Linked DNA regions of Homo sapiens: region 2 is linked to region 1. Evidence: read pairs that join two places in POLR2A ChIA-PET (ENCODE). Cell type or tissue: PC-9. All regions are shown on one strand.

Evidence for each region. Peaks named below come from ENCODE experiments on the same cell type or tissue, not always from the same donor. Only the 100,000 strongest peaks of a DNase experiment are listed, where the experiment ranks them.
Region 2: POLR2A ChIA-PET joins it to region 1 with 21 read pairs; 3 of 35 experiments call an interaction of 5 or more read pairs at or near these places.

Annotation. Positions count from the first base shown.
Region 1 is chr1:28,466,983-28,474,982 of GRCh38, forward strand. PHACTR4 (phosphatase and actin regulator 4) reads left to right here. Exons shown (of 14, transcript NM_001048183.3): 7 at 6,572-7,169. Among named protein-coding and RNA genes, the nearest start is that of SNHG3, 35 kb to the right of the region's middle. In PC-9, a CTCF peak has its summit at 4,689; a DNase peak (open chromatin) is centred at 4,649; H3K27ac peaks cover 1,703 bases.
Region 2 is chr1:28,607,911-28,615,910 of GRCh38, forward strand. It overlaps TAF12 (TATA-box binding protein associated factor 12), which reads right to left. Exons shown (of 6, transcript NM_005644.4): 4 at 5,337-5,451. Among named protein-coding and RNA genes, the nearest start is that of RAB42, 20 kb to the left of the region's middle. In PC-9, no CTCF peak of the experiment used is centred here; no DNase peak of the experiment used is centred here.

The sequences.
Region 1 (8,000 bases):
GGTGGGTGGATCACAAGGTCAGGAGATTGAGACCATCCTGGCAACATGGTGAAACCCCATCTCTACTAAAAATACAAAAAATTAGCCAGGCGTGGTGGCACGTGCCTGTAGTCCCAGCTACTTGGGAGGCTGAGGCAAGAGAATTGCTTGAACCCAGGAGGCGGAGGTTGCAGTGAGCCAAGATTGTGCCAATGCACCCCAGCCTAGGCGACAGAGAGAGACTCCGTCTCAAAAAAACAAAAACAAACAAACAAAAAAAGTCATGAAACTGAGGCAGATGGCCATAAATGTAAACATCACTAAGATTAGATTTAAGTTTTGGGGGTTTTAACCTATTTTTTAATCTAATATTTAATCTGTTTTTCTAAAACAATGATTCCAAAACACTATACATATTTGTGTGTGTGTGTGTGTGTGTGTGTGTGTGTGTGTGTGTAATTGGACTGGATATGTGAAAACCATAACAGATTCCACCTGCATGGAATTATCTGTGGCACTTGCTGAAAAATTAGAATAATGCCTCAGCTCACAAGGGGCAAGGCAAACTTTTCAAATGAAAATTTTTAAATCTACTTAAAACTACCTATGCCTTCCATAAGCATTAATGAGTCTAGTAGATAAAAGGATGATTCTGTAGATGCCAGTGGAATTTGGGATTCAGTGTCTGGCATAGTTATCTTCACAGGGAACTGCAGAAGCTATTACTTAAATTGTTCTGATAAAATCATGTTTTATCTTGGGAGAATTAAGAATGCTATTCTTATGTTAAAATAAGTGATGGTAGAGAAAGCAGGGAATATAATCAGTAAAATTTGTATGGGTTTAGTAAATTTTTTGCATTTACCCAAAGTTCTATTTAAGTCTACTTTCTTTATATAAATGCACAATTTCTTAGAAGAATTTTCAAGAAAGGGAGAGGAAAGCTAATGAGTGCTTCAAAGCTAATAAAAATATAGTTTTTTCAGGAAAAATGATACTAGGCTTAGTATTGCTTAAAGTTCTTGTTCACGATTGAACGAATGAATAAAAACTATACTCATTAAATATTTAATATCACCATGTTGGGTGGAGTGATTCAAACCTTGAAAAACAGGCTTAGAATATTTTATGAGTATGACAGTTTGGAGTAGCTTGATGAAAACAGGATGAAGTTGTTATTACCACCACTTTGGATGGATAGTGTCATGTTGACTTATCTGTGAGGAACTTGGGGAGCTTTCACATACTTATTTTCAAAACTACCTTGTGCTGCAGGAAACCAATTTTATCTTTTCCATAGGTAGGGCAATTAGAACATGAAGACATTGTGACTCATTCAAGGTTGTAGGCCAGGCGCAGTGGCTCATGCCTGTAATCCCAGCACTTTGGGAGGCAGAGGCGGGTGGATCACCTGAGGTCAGGAGTTCAAGACCAGCCTGGCCAACATGGTGAAACGCCATCTCTACTAAAAATACAAAAAATTAGCCGGGCATGGTGGTAGGCACCTGTAATCCCAGCTACTCGGGAGGCTGAAGCAGGAGAATTGCTTGCACGTGGGAAGCAGACGTTGCAGTGAGCTGAGATTGTGCCACTGCATTGCAGCCTGAGCAACAAGAGCAAAACTCCATCTCAAAAAAAAAGAAGAAGGTTGTAGTTAGTGAAAGATAGAAACTGAACATAGGCTTTTCAACTCTCAGGTCCAGACCTCTGTTCCTTACAGTAGTGTTTGCAAACTGGTGTTCTCCTCAGGATCACCTAGAAAGCTTATGATAACAGACTGCTGGACACTACCCGTAGAGTTTCTGATTTTAGTAAGCCTGGGATGGGCTTGAGAATTTGCCTTTCTAATAGGTTCCCAGATGACACTGATGCTGCTCTCCAGGGAGCACACATTAAGAGCCTCTGCTCTACACCAGTGGCATACCACCCTTTTCAAGTTAAGGCAACATATAAAATGATAATTTGTGTATGATACCCTGGACTAAACTGCAGAGCTCATTCTTAGCTTGAGGTAAATAGCCCAAAACAATAGACCTTGTAACTGAGGAATCAGTATTAGTCCATGAGGGGTCCTCAACAAAAGAAGAAAAATAGAACAGTTCACAGAGCATTTCTTAGAGCTAAATAGATTTAATTTAAAGGACTCTCTTTTATTCTAAAATTACAACCTTCCTAATCCTTTGGTGTTAAAATGCCATTTCTTTCACAAAAGGATTATGATCATAAATGGTTTACTTAATATCAAGCCTTATTTGGAAATCTTAGAAAATGACAACCTCAAAAAAACACTAGAAAAAAAACCAACAATCTGAGGTTGATCAAGATTTTTGTTATTGTTTTGGTCACTGAAATCCAAAAGTTTGGAAATCATTGCTTCAGAAGTACTACTGTCTTCTCATCCATATAACATGGAGTATTACGACTAAGGAAAAACCACCAGCAATAGCTGAACGGGTGAAAGGGAATTATTACCCATCCCAGAAACACTCTGAAATTTTTCCACAGAACTACAGCCAGATGCTGTTGTCAGGGTATATATACCAGAATTTACTTCCTTAACATATATGCCTTCCTCAAATTACCAAATAGAATTTATTTTATTAATTCAAAAGTAAAAATATTCATTTATGGTCTCATCAGGAATGAGTTTTGTTGTAGATGGAATAGCTAACAGCTATTTTTAGAGAATCAGCAAAAATCCAATCTTTCCAAAAATATCTCTTTCACTGCTCCTAAAATTCACATTTTTAGAATCTTTTTGTGTGTGTATGCAGTGTTTTTCTAGAAAGCCTTTTTTAAAATTTATTTATGGGGCCAGGCATGGTGGCTCATGCCTGTAATCCCAGCACTTCGGGAGGCCGAGGTGGGCAGATCGCTTGAGGCCCAGAGTTTGAGACCAGCCTGGGCAACATGGTGAAACCCCATCTCTACTAAAAATACAAAAAATGATCTGGGTATGATGGTGCATGCCTATAATCCCAGCTACTCAGGAGGCTGAGGCAGGAGAGAATCACTTGAACCCGGGAAGTGGCGGTTGCAGTGAGCCAAAATTGCACCACTGTACTCCAACCTAGGCAACAGAGCGAGACTCTGTCTCAAAAAAAAAAAAATTATTTATGATGAGAGACATTAAAACATTACAAAATTAGGCCAGGCACAGTGGCTCAATGCCTATAATCCCAGCATTTGGGGAGGCCGAGGTGGGAAGATCACTTGAGGCCAGGAGTTCAAGACCAGCCTGAGCAACGTAGCAAGACCCCATCTCTATAAAATATTTAAAAATTAGCTGGGCATGGTGACATGTGCCTGTAATTCTAGCTACTTGGGAGATTGAGGTAAGAGGATTGGGTAAGCACAGGAGTTCAAGGCTGCAGTGAGTTATGATTGCACCACTGCACTCTAGCCTGGGTAACAGAGCAACATCCTGTCTCTAAAAAAAAAGAAAAGGCTAGGTACAGTGGCTCACACCTGTAGTACCAACACTTTGGGAGGCTGAGGCAGGTAGATTACCTGAGCCCAGGAGTTTGAGACCAGCCTAGGCAACATGGAGAAACCCATCTCTACAAAAAATACCCCCCCCAAAAATTAGCCGGGCATGGTGGCACATGCCTATGGTCCCAGCTACTTGGGAGGCTGAGGTGGGAGGATCACCTGAGCCCAGGGAGGTCAAAATTGCAGTGAGCCGTGACTGCGCCACTGCACTCCAGTGACACAGTGTGAGACCCTGTCTAAAATAAATTAATTTAATTTAAAAATAAAAATAAATTTAAAAAGAAAAGAGGCTGGGTGTGGTGGCTCACATCCATAATCCCAGCACTTTGGGAGGCTGAGATAGGTGTATCACTGGAGCCCAGGACCTCAAGACCAGCCTGGGCAGCATAGTGAGACCTTGTCTCTACTAAAAATTAAAAAAATTAGTCAGGCATGGGGGCATGGGCCTGTAGTCCTAGCTACTTGGGAGGCTGTAGCAAGAGGATCACTTGAACCCAGGAGATCGAGGCTGCAGTGAGCTATTGTTCATGCCACTGCACTCCAGTCTGGGCAACAGAGGGAGACCTTGTCTCAAAAGAAAAAAAAAAAAAGAATTATAAAATTAGCTAGCCTTGGCCGGGCAAAGCGGACATGCCTGTAATCCCAGCACTTTGGGAGGCCGAGGCGGGTGGATCACCTGAGGTCGGGAGTTCAAGACCAGCCTGACCAACATGGAGAAACCCCATCTCTACTAAAAATACAAAAAATTAGCCGGGCGTGGTGGCACATGCCTGTAATCCCAGCTACTCAGGAGGCTGAGGTAGGAGAATCACTTGAACCCAGGAGGTGGAGGTTGCAGTTAGCCGAGATGGCGCCATTGCACTCCAGCCTGGGCAACGAGTGAAACTCCATCTCAAAAAAGAAAAAAATAATTAGCTAGCCTTTTACTTTGAACATCTCCAATTTTGGAGATTTAGGACAAATACAGTTTTATTTAAGGGAAGTTTTTGAGAGTGTTTGAGAATACTGAGTGGGATGAAACTAAAGGGTTTGAGTAGAAGGTTAGAGGTTGGTGATCAAAAGAACTACTTTTTTTTTTTTTTTCCTGTCAGCAGGGAAAAAATAACTACCCTTTAATTACTTTACCAGTTTTACTCCTGTGTGATCTGATGATCCACTTCTTACAGGTCATCTGGAGCCCTCCAAAGGGACTTTGCTGAAACAACACCAACACCTTTGCTGAGTCATTGTGGGCTTTGGTGAAACTATAGGAATATATACTGTCATGATACAGGGTGAAGGCTTCTCATCTAATAAACATATATTGAGGGTCCACTAGATGCCAGGTACTGTGCACAGCCCTGTGGATGATATGTTGATGGAGACAAGGTTGCCCTGCCATCAAGGAGCCCATGATATAGTGGAGAGTGAACATGGGAAGCTGAGGTGCAAAGGGAACATAAGAGGTGTGCATACCAATAAAAATTAGAGACAGTAGGCCGGGCGCGGTGGCTCACGACTGTAATCCCAGCACTTTGGGAGGCCGAGGCGGGCGGATCACGAGGTCAGGAGATTGAGACCATCCTGGCTAACATGATGAAACCCCGTCTTTACTAAAAATACACAAAAAATTAGCCGGGAGTGGTGGTGGGCGCCTGTAGTCCCAGCTACTTGGGAGGCTGAGGCAGGCGAATGGTGTGAACCCGGGAGGCAGAGCTTGCAGTGAGCCGAGATGGCACCACTGCACTCCAGCCTGGGCGACAAGACTCCGTCTCAAAAAAAAAAAAAAATTAGAGACAGTAGGATGCAGTCAAATAGTCAGAGACTTGGATACCAGCTGAGTCCATGCCAGTTTGTAGTATGATCTTGGGCAAAGTCACCTAGCTTCTGTGGCCTTGCCTTTTCCTTCTGAAAAATGGTAAAGATGCTATATTTTTTCCCCTGTCACCTCAGGTGGTATAAGGAGAATATGACTTCAAGGACAAAAAACACTTTGATTTCTTCAAAGGACTTTGCAATTGCTATAAAAATTCAAGATGTCAGTATTGACAGTTTTATAACACAGAGCTAAGATATCTAGATACCATTATCAGGATATGGTAACAATACCCACTAATACTTATTTTATGCTATCTGAATGTTTAAATTTTTTAATGGAGTACTGTTATACAAAATAACTTTTTTTTTTTTGAGTCAGAGTCTTGTGCTGTCCAGCCTGGAGTGCAGTGGCATGACCTTGACTCACTGCAGCCTCCGCCTCCCAGGTTCAAGAGATTCTCGTGCCTCAGCCTCTCCTGAGTAGCTGGGATTATAGGTGCCCACCACCACACCTAGCTAATTTTTGTAATTTTTTTTTTTTTTTTTTAGTAGAGACGGGGTTTCACCATGTTGGCCAGGCTGGTCTCGAACTCCTGACCTAAGTAATCTGCCCACCTCGGCCTCCCAAAGTATTGGGATTACAGGTGTGAGCCACCGTGCCAGCCACAAGATAACTTTTTATCAGATTTTTTTTGTCTCTATTCATATTAACTACACCAAGATCAAGTTACAAAAAGTTGTCAGCCGGGTGCCATGGCTCACGCCTGTAATCCCAACACTTTGAGAGGCCAAGGCAGGTGGATCATTTGAGGTCAGGAGTTCGAGACCAGCCTGGCCAACATGGTGAAAGCCCGCCTCTACTAAAAATACAAAAATTAGCCGGGCCGTAGTGGCGTGCGCCTGTAATCTCAGCTACTTGGTAGACTGAGGCAGGAGTATCGCTTGAGCCCGGGAGGCAGAGGTTGCGGTAAGCCAAGATCGCGCCACTGCACTCCAGTCTGGGCGAGAGAGTGAGACCCTGTCTCAAAAAAAAAAAAAAAAAAAAAATTGTCATATCTGTTGCCATAGCAATGAAGTAAGCTACTCATCAGTCTTCCTACACCTCTGTACATTTATTAAGCCTTCTATTTGAATAAATATAAACTTCATTTCAGGATAAAATATATAGGGAATGGCAAAACTATGAAATTATTTAACTTGCTTAAAAGATTAAAACTGAACTCAACTTTAATTCTAGGCCCTGGGCCGGCCCTTCAAAGCATTGGAAAGTCGTGAAATTGATGTGTTGCTCTCTCTTTTCCAGCTGAACTGTCCCAAGCAATAAACAGTGGTACATTGTTATCAAAACCGTCCCCACCCTTACCACCTAAGAGAGGCATTCCATCAACCTCAGTACCCACCTTGGAGTCTGCTGCTGCCATCACCACAAAAACACCAAGTGATGAAAGAGAGAAGAGCACGTGTTCTATGGGCTCGGAACTACTACCAATGATCTCACCTCGCTCTCCGTCCCCCCCACTGCCTACTCATATACCTCCAGAGCCTCCACGCACCCCTCCATTCCCTGCTAAGACTTTTCAAGTTGTGCCAGAAATTGAGTTTCCACCATCCTTAGATCTACACCAGGAGATTCCCCAGCAGGAAGATCAGAAAAAGGAAGTCCCCAAGAGGATACTGGACCAGAACTTTGGGGAGCCCCATATACCCTCTAGGCTGCCTCCACTCCCACTGCATATTCGAATCCAGCAGGCCCTCACCAGCCCACTTCCCATGACTCCTATTCTGGAGGGTTCTCACAGAGCTCATTCGTTGCTTTTTGAAAACAGTGACAGCTTTTCTGAGGACAGCAGTACGCTGGGTCGGACCAGGTCTCTTCCCATCACTATTGAAATGCTAAAAGTGTAAGTGCCTTTAAAGCTTGCCTCTTATTTCTCCTTTACTCTAGATAGCCCTGCTTGGAAAAAATTACTTATAAAAAGAAAATGTGGGCCGGGCCTAGTGGCCCACACCTGTAAGCCCAGCACTTTGGGAAGCTGAGGCAAATGGACCGATCACCTGAGGTCAGGAGTTCAAGACCAGCCTGGCCAATACAGTAAAACCCTGTCTCGATGAAAATAACAAAAATTGGCCAGGCGTGGTGGCACATACCTGTAATCCCAGCTACTCGGGAGGCTGAGGCAGGAGAATCGCTTTAACAGGGAGGTGGAGGTTGCAGTGAGCCAAGACTGTGCCACTGTACTCCAGCCTGGGCGACAAAGCGAGTCTCTGTCTCACAGAAAAAAAGAAAATGTGAATAATTTTTTTTTTTCCGAGATGGAGTCCTGCTCTGTCACCCGGGCTGGAGTGCAGTGGCACGATCTCCGCTCACTGTAACCTCTGCCGCCCAGGTTCAAGCGATTCTCCTGCCTCAGCCTCCCGAGTAGCTGAGACTACAGGCATGTGCCACCACATTCGGCTGATTTTTGTATTTTTAGTGGAGATGGGGTTTCAACATGTTGGCCAGGCTGGTCTCGAACTCCTGACCTCAGGTGATCCACCTGCATCGGTCTCACAAAGTGCTGGGATTGCAAGTGTGAGCCACCGCGCCCAGCATTGTGAATAAATTTAAAGTACAAAGAATACTCTGCCAAAAGAATAAGTTATAGAATTTGGACTCTTTCTTTTTTTAATCTTACCTTAAAACTTTATTTTTATTTATTTATTTATTTATTTATGTTTGAGACAGGTTCTCA
Region 2 (8,000 bases), 140 kb after region 1:
TGGATCACTTGAGGCCAAGAGTTCAAGATCAGCCTGGACAACATGGTGAAACCTCCTATCTACTAAAAATACAAAAATTAGCCAAGAGTGATGGTGAGTGCCTATAATCCCAGCTACAAGGCACAAGAATCCCTTGAACAGCCGGGCGTGATGGCTCATGCCTGTAATCCGAGCACTTTGGGAGACCAAGGCTGGTGGATCACAAAGTCAGGAGATCAAGACCATCCTGGCTAACACAGTGAAACCCGGTCTCTACTAAAAATACAAAAAAAAAAAAAAAAAAAAATAGCCGGGTGTGGTGGCGGGCGCCTGTAGTCCCAGCTACTCGGGAGGCTGAGGCAGGAGAATGGTGTGAACCTGGGAGGCAGAGCTTGCAGTGAGCCAAGATCGCGCCACTGCACTCCAGCGTGGGCGATAGAGCAAGGCTCCATCTCAAAAAAAAAAGGATCCCTTGAACTCAGGTGGTGGAGGTTGCAGACAAAGGTTATTCTCTACGAATTGAACTTTACAGTCAACAAAAAGTAGATAAAGTGTGCAAAGTCACTTTAAAGAAAGAGAGCAGGCCGGGTGTGGTGGCTCACGGCTGCAATCCCAGCACTTTGGGAGGCCAAGGTAGGCAGATTGCCTGAGCTCAGGAGTTGGAGACCAGCCTGGGCAACACAGTGAAAACCCGTCTCGACTAAAAATACAAAAAATTAGCCAGGCGTGGTGGCGTGTGCCTGTGGTCCCAGCTAATCGGGAGGCTGAAGCAGGAGAATCGCTTGAACCCGGGAGGCAGAGGTTGCAGTGAGCGGAGATTGTGCCACTGCACTCCAGTCTGGGCGACAGACTGAGACTCTGTCTCAAAGTAAATAAATAAATAAATAAAAGACAAAAAATTAGCCAGGCGTGGTGGGAGGGCGCCTACGTAATCCCAGTTACTCCGAAGGCTGAGGCAGGAGAATCACTTGAACCTGGAAGGCAGAGGTTGCAGTGAGCCGAGGTCACACCCTTGCATTCCAGCCTGGGCAAAAAGAGTGAAATTCCGTCTCAAAAATAAATAAAGAAAGAAATAATAAAGACAGTAGCTACCACACATGAATACATACATGTATGTGTGTCTATTTATGTAACTACGTATACCTATATGCGTTATGTGTGTATACATATATCTTATATAATCTTTTTTATTTATTTATTTTTTGAGACTGAGTTTTGCTCTTGTTGCCCAGGCTGGAGTGCAATGGTGTGATCTCGGCTCACTGCAACCTCCGCCTCCTAGGTTCAAGCGATTCTCCTGCCTCAGCCTCCCGAGTAGCTGGGATTACAGGCACATGCCACCACGCCCGGCTAATTTTGTATTTTTAGTAGAGGCAGGGTTTCTCCACGTTGGTCAGGCTGGTCTCGAACTCCTGACCTCAAGGGAAATGCCCGCCTCGGCCTCCCAAAGTGCTGGGATTACAGGCGTGAGCCACCATGCCCGGCCTATATAATCTTAATATAATAGCAACAACAATCATTTAGTGAATGAAATGTAGTAAATGCATGGTCAAAGCAACATTGTGCAAAGCATTCTATGTAAATTATCTCATTTAACTTTAACTTTTTTTTTTCTGAGATGGGCTACTGCTCTGTCGCCCAGGCTGGAGTGCAGTGGTGTGATCTTGGCTCACTGCAACCTCTGCCTCCTGGATTCAAGCGATTTTCGTGCCTCAGCCTCTGGAGTAGCTGGGACTACAGGCGTGCACCACCACGCTCAGCTAATTTTTGTATTTTTGGTAGAGATGGGGTTTCACCGTGTTGGCCAGGCTGGTCTCGAACACCTGACCTCAGGTGACCCGCCCACCTTGGCCTCCCAAAGTGCTGGGATTACAGGCGTGAGCCACCGTGTCTGGCCCCAATTCACATTTGTTATGCAACCATCAGCATCATCCATCTCCAGAACTCCCAAATTGAGGATATCCATCTTCCCAAACTGAAACTCTATATCCATTAAACAACTCCCTGTACCCCCTTCCCCTTAGCCCCTGGTAATCACCATTCTACTTATTCTACTTTCTGTCTCTATGAATTTGTGTTGTGGGGGATTATTTTTTTTTTCTTTTTTTTGGGACGGAGTCTCTGTCACCCAGGCTGGAATGCAGTGGCAAGATCTTGGCTCACTGCGACCTCCACCCCACCAGGTTCAAGTGATTCTCCTGCCTCAGACTCCCGAGTAGCTAGGATTACAGGTACCTGCCACCACACCCAGGTAATTTTTGTATTTCTAGTAGAGACAGGGTTTCACCATCTTGGCCAGGCTGGTCTTGAACTCATGATCCACCTGCCTCGGCCTCACAAAGTGCTCGGATTACAGGCGTGAGCCACTGCGCCTGGCCGATTTGTTTTTTAATTATGTATGTATTTACTTATTTATTTATTTAGAGACAGGGTCTTACTCTGTCACTCAGGCTAGAGTGCAGTGGCATGATAGCTCACTGCAGCCTTGACCTCCCAGGCTCAAGTGATCCTCCTGTCTTAGCTTCCTGAGTAGCTGGGACTACAGGTGCACTCCACCATGCCTGGCTAATTTTTTAAATCTTTTTTAAATCTTTTAAATCTTTTGTAACACAGTGAGGTCTCACTGTGTTAACCAGGCTAGTCTTGAACTCCTGGGCTGAAGCGATCCTCCTGCCTCAGCTTCCCAAAATGCTGGAGTTACAGGTGTGAGCCACCATGCCAGGCCACTAGTGGTGGTTGTAAAACATGTTTATAAATTCCTTTACCCTCCTGCTATCAAGAGGTGGAGTCAGCCGGGCATGGTGGCTCACACCTGTAATCTCAGCACTTAGGGAGGCTGAGCGGGGAGGATCAGGCGGTCAGGAGTTTGAGACCAGCCTGGCCAATATGGTGAAACCCCATCTCTACTAAAAATACAAAAATTAGCTGGGCATGGTGGCGTGTGCCTGTAGTCCCAGCTACTCAGGAGGCTGAGGCAGAAGAATCCCTTGAACCTGGGAGGCGGAGGTTGCAGTGAGCCAAGATTGCGCCACTGCACTCCAGCCTGGGCAACAGAGTGAGACTGTCTCAAAAAAAAAAAAAAAAAAAAAAAAAACACAGGTGGAGTCTGTGTTCCCTCCCCCTGAACCTGGACAGGTTTCTGACTGCCTCAAAGAATAGAATTCACCAGGAGTGATGCTGAAGACTGTGTTAGAAAAGGCCATGAAGTTTTCTGCCAGGTGCTCATGGGATGTTAGTTCTGGGAGCCTTTAGCTGCTTAGCTGCCACATAAGAAGTCTAGCTATCCTGGGACTGCTAAAGGATGAGACCATATAGAGAGACGGTGGGTGGGGAAGATGGGAAGGGTAGGATTGGGGAATGTGAAGCAGAATGGGAGGGTTGGGAGGGACGGAGGGAGACGCCTGCAGAATCCCACCTTTTTCAGTGTTCTTAGACCAGGCATCAGACACGGAAGATATGAAGCCTTCCGTTATGGGTTATTTAAAAGTGTCCCTAAAAAAGATATGTTGCGGTCTTAACCTTAAGTACCTCCAGAATATGATCCTATTTGGAAATAGGGATGTTGCAGATGAAATTGGTTAAAATGAGATCATATTGGAGTAGGGTTAGCCCTTAATCCAATATGACTGGTGTCCTATGAGAAGAAAAGAAGAGACACAGAGACAGAGACACAGAGGGAAAAGGCCACGTAAAGACCGTGGCAAAGCCTGGATTTCTGTAGCTACAAGCCACAGAACACCAAGGATTGCCAGCCACCACCAGAGGCTAGAAGGAGGCAAGAATAGATTCTTCCCTAGGGGCAGCAGAGGAAGCATGACCCTGCTGACACTTAGATTTCAGGTTTCTGGCCTGCAGAACTGTGAGAGAAAATTTTTTGTTGTTTTAAGCTGCCAAGTTTATGGTATTTTGTTAAGGTAGCCCTAGGAAACTAGTATGCCTTCCTTCAAGACAATCTCAGGCCCAGCCACTGCCTGACTTAGTAAAACTAGCTGAGCCCAGTCAACCCCCAGATTCATGAATCAAATCAACAACTGTTATTGTGCTAAACCACTGTTTTTGGGGTGGTCTGCTACACATTAATGGATAACCAAAATATCTGTTCTTTTCTCTAGATACCAGCAACATTACCTGAAGTGTGTTATTTACTTTACCTAGACTACCAATGCCTCCCCAAGGCAACAGCTTCTTGACACTGTGAAGAAAGTCTTTCAATAATTAGTCATGGGCTGATCTGCACCGAATCTCATTCATTTGGCCTGTCTCTATAGTTATAGACTGGGCTGGGCATGGTGGCTCATGACTGTAATCCCAGCACTTTGGGAGGCCAAGGCAGGTGGATCAACAGAGGCCAGGAGTACAAGACCAGGCTGACCAACATGATGAAACCCTATCTCTACTGAAAATACAAAAATTAGCCAGGTGTGGTGGTGCAGGCCTGTAGTCCCAGCTACTTAGGAGGCTGAGGCAGGAGAATCGCTTGAACCCAGGAGGTAGAGGTTGCTGAGATGGCATCACTGCACTCTAACCTGGGTGACAGTGAGACTCGATCAAAAAAATATATATATATATATTTATATATATAAAGTATTATACATAAAGTATATACAAATATATATAAAAATTATATATAAATATATATAAATTATATATAAATATATATACACACATAAATATATACATATATATACATATATATAACACATAGTTATAGACTGATCTCTTTCTTTTAATCACATCGTATCCAATGCAGAGGGCTGCTTATTCATTTCCAAGTGATTATGGTCATCACTGTTAGCTGAGTATCTCCCAGAAAAACTCAAACTCAAATTTAGTGTCTGTTAAGTAGAAAAGGAGACTATAAAATTGTATGTATATTACGATTATAAACTTTGGAAAAAATGCATAAATAGGCTAAAACTCTAAGGGAACACTGAGGAACAGTTTTATTTGCATGGTGAAGACATAACAGTACCTACATTGACTAGATCCTACTTTGTGCAGGCCCTGTGCCAGTCACTTTACAGACATGGTCTATAATTCTCACGATTATTCTGTAAGGAGGATATTATGATCCTCACTTTACAAATGAGGAAACAGACTCTAAGAGATACTAGGTAGGAAAAATAGGCTGATACAACTAGAAAGTGGCAGAATCTGGTTTCAAACCCATGCCTGGGCTCATTCTCCCTACCACAGATGGATTTCTCTTTTCTATTTGGTGCTGTTATTGAATTAATACATAAATCCCAGTGCCCAAAAGTCTGGTTCTGGCATGAAGGTTCCTCTGACTACACTTTCCCTGGCAGTCCTGAAGAAGCAGTTGAATCCATACTTCAGGGAGAAACAAGACCACATACCTAAATGCAGCTGGACATCTTTCACCTCCAGGGTGCTAGACTTGCGATGCCGCGCAAGCTGACAGGCTGCTGTCACCACACTCTCGATAAAATCATCAGCAATCTGCAGCAGCATCTGGGGAAGGTAAAGTGGGAAGAGTCAGCACGACATTGGCAGGGTAGGCTCCTGTTGCTGGGACAACTGCTTTCAGCTTGGATTGCATATTTAGTCAGGCATTCTAGTAGAAGGCTGGAATCAGCATTTGGGCTAAGGTGGGGAAGAGGAATGAGAAGGACAAAAGAAATGTTACCCAGGTTGAGTGCAACTCACACCTTTCTGAGCATATACTTTCTACCCAGCAGTGATCAACTATCCCAATCCCTACCCTCCATATCTTTATTTATTAGTGGGAAAATAAAAGTGAATCATTTCAATTCCTCACTCACAGTATCTTAAAAGCACTTTTGTTTCCATTATCTCACTTAGTCCTTACAATAATCCTGTGAAGAAAATGGGACATGGATTTTATTCATTCCATAGAGGATTTCACAGACTCAGAGAGACTAATTTGTTCATGGCCATGTAAGTAGAAAGCAGAAGGCCAGGTACAATGGCTCATGCCTGTAATCTCAGCACTTTGGGAAGCCGAGTTGGGAGGATCACTTGAGGTCAGAAGTTCGAGACCAGCCCAACAATATTGCAAGAGCCCCATCTGTATTTAAAAATAAATAGGCCGGGCGTGGTGGCTCACGCCTGTAACCCCAGCACTTTGGGAGGCTGAGGCAGGTGAATCACGAGGTCAAGAGATTGAGACCATCCTGGCCAACATGGTGAAACCCTGTCTCTACTAAAAATACAAAAATTAGCTGGGCGTGGTGGCACGTGCCTGTAGTCCCAGCTACTTGGGAGGCTGGGGCAGGAGAATTACCTGAACCTGGGAGGCGGAGGTTGCAGTGAGCTAAGATCGTGACACTGTACTCCAGCCTGGCGACAGAGCGAGACTCTGTCTCAAAACAAAAAACCAATAATTAAAAAAATAATAACAAATAAATAGAGGCCAGGCATGGTGGCTCACACCTATAATCCCAGAACTTTGGGAGGCTGAGGTGGGCAGATCATTTGAGGTCAGGAGTTTGAGACCAGCCTGACCAACATGGTGAAACCCAGTCTCTAAGGGCCAGGCACAGTGGCTCATGCCTATAATCCCAGCACTTTGGAAGGCCAAGGCAGGTGGATCAACTGAAGTCAGGAATTTGAGACCAGCCTGACCAACATGGTAAAACCCTGCCTCTACTAAAAATACAAAATTAGCTGGGCATGGTGGCAGGCATCTGTAATCCCAGCTACTCTGGAGGTTGAGGCAGGAGAATCGCTGAAGCCGGGGCAGCAGAGGTTGCAGTGAGCCGAGACTGAACCACTGCACTCCAGCCTGGGTGACAGGGCGAGACAAAAAAAAAAAAAAGCAAGCAAGCAGAGGAACCAGGATGCCACCTCAAGCGTTCTGAGTCTAAATCTTGAGTTCTTTCCACATCACTATCAATTATTATTGGACTGTGTGAAGAGAAGGATGAGAATTCTGAAGATAAAAATCTACGAGGCCAGGAGCAGTGGCTCACTCCTATAATCCCACCACTTCGGGAGGCCGAGGCAGATGGTTTGATTGAGCTCTGGAGTTCGAGACTAGCCTGGGCAACATGGATGGCAAAACCCTGTCTCTACAAAACATACAGAAATTAGCTGGGCTTGGTGGCATGCACTTGTAGTCCCAGTTACTTGGGAGGCTGAAGTGGGACGCCTGCTTGAGTCCAGTTAGTCGAGACTACAGTGAGCTGTGATCATGGCACGGCACTCCAGCCTAGGTGACAGACACCTTGTCTCAAAAATAAATAAATAAATAAATATATATATATGCACGCACATGAAAAAACTGAGATTTTTATCAGTCAATATAGTCCCCATGGCAGCTTCTGCTGACAAACAAAAACAAACTAAAATTACAACCATAGATACAAAATTCCTTGTTCTGGTGGACCATTAACTCATTGTCATCTTTACTGTGGGAACCAAATGGACACCATCTTAGAGAAAGATTTCAGATTAAACAGCAGATCAACTCTAAAAATAACCTCCTGTCCCTCCCTAATCCCATTAAAATAAGTTAAAAAAATATTGCCAGGTGCAGTGGCTCATGCCTGTAATCCCAGCACTTTGGGAGGCCGAAGTGGGTGGATGACCTGAGGTCAGGAGTTCGAGACTAGCTTGACCAATATGGTGAAACCCCGTCTCTACTAAAATTACAAAAATTAGCCAGGTGTGGTGGCGTGTGCCTGTAGTCCCAGCTTCTCAGGAGGCTGATGCAGGAGAATCACTTGAACCCGGGAGGTGGAGGTTGCAGTGAGCCAAGATCATGCCGCTGCACTCCAGCCTGGTCAACAGAGCGAGACTCCGTCTCAAAAAAAAAAAAAAAAAAAAAAAAAAAAAAAAAAGAAGCTAAGGGATAAATCCTCAAGATAGGAGACTGGAATTTTCTCCGGAGATATTGAATGATTCCAGAGAAAAGACTTACAGATACTGACATTTAGGGAATCTTCCATTAGGAAGGTTGACTTGTGGACAAATTACTCTGAAGTAAAGTCTTGTGGTCTGCTAGAGTGAACCGAGACCAGCTCATAAAAGCCAACTGT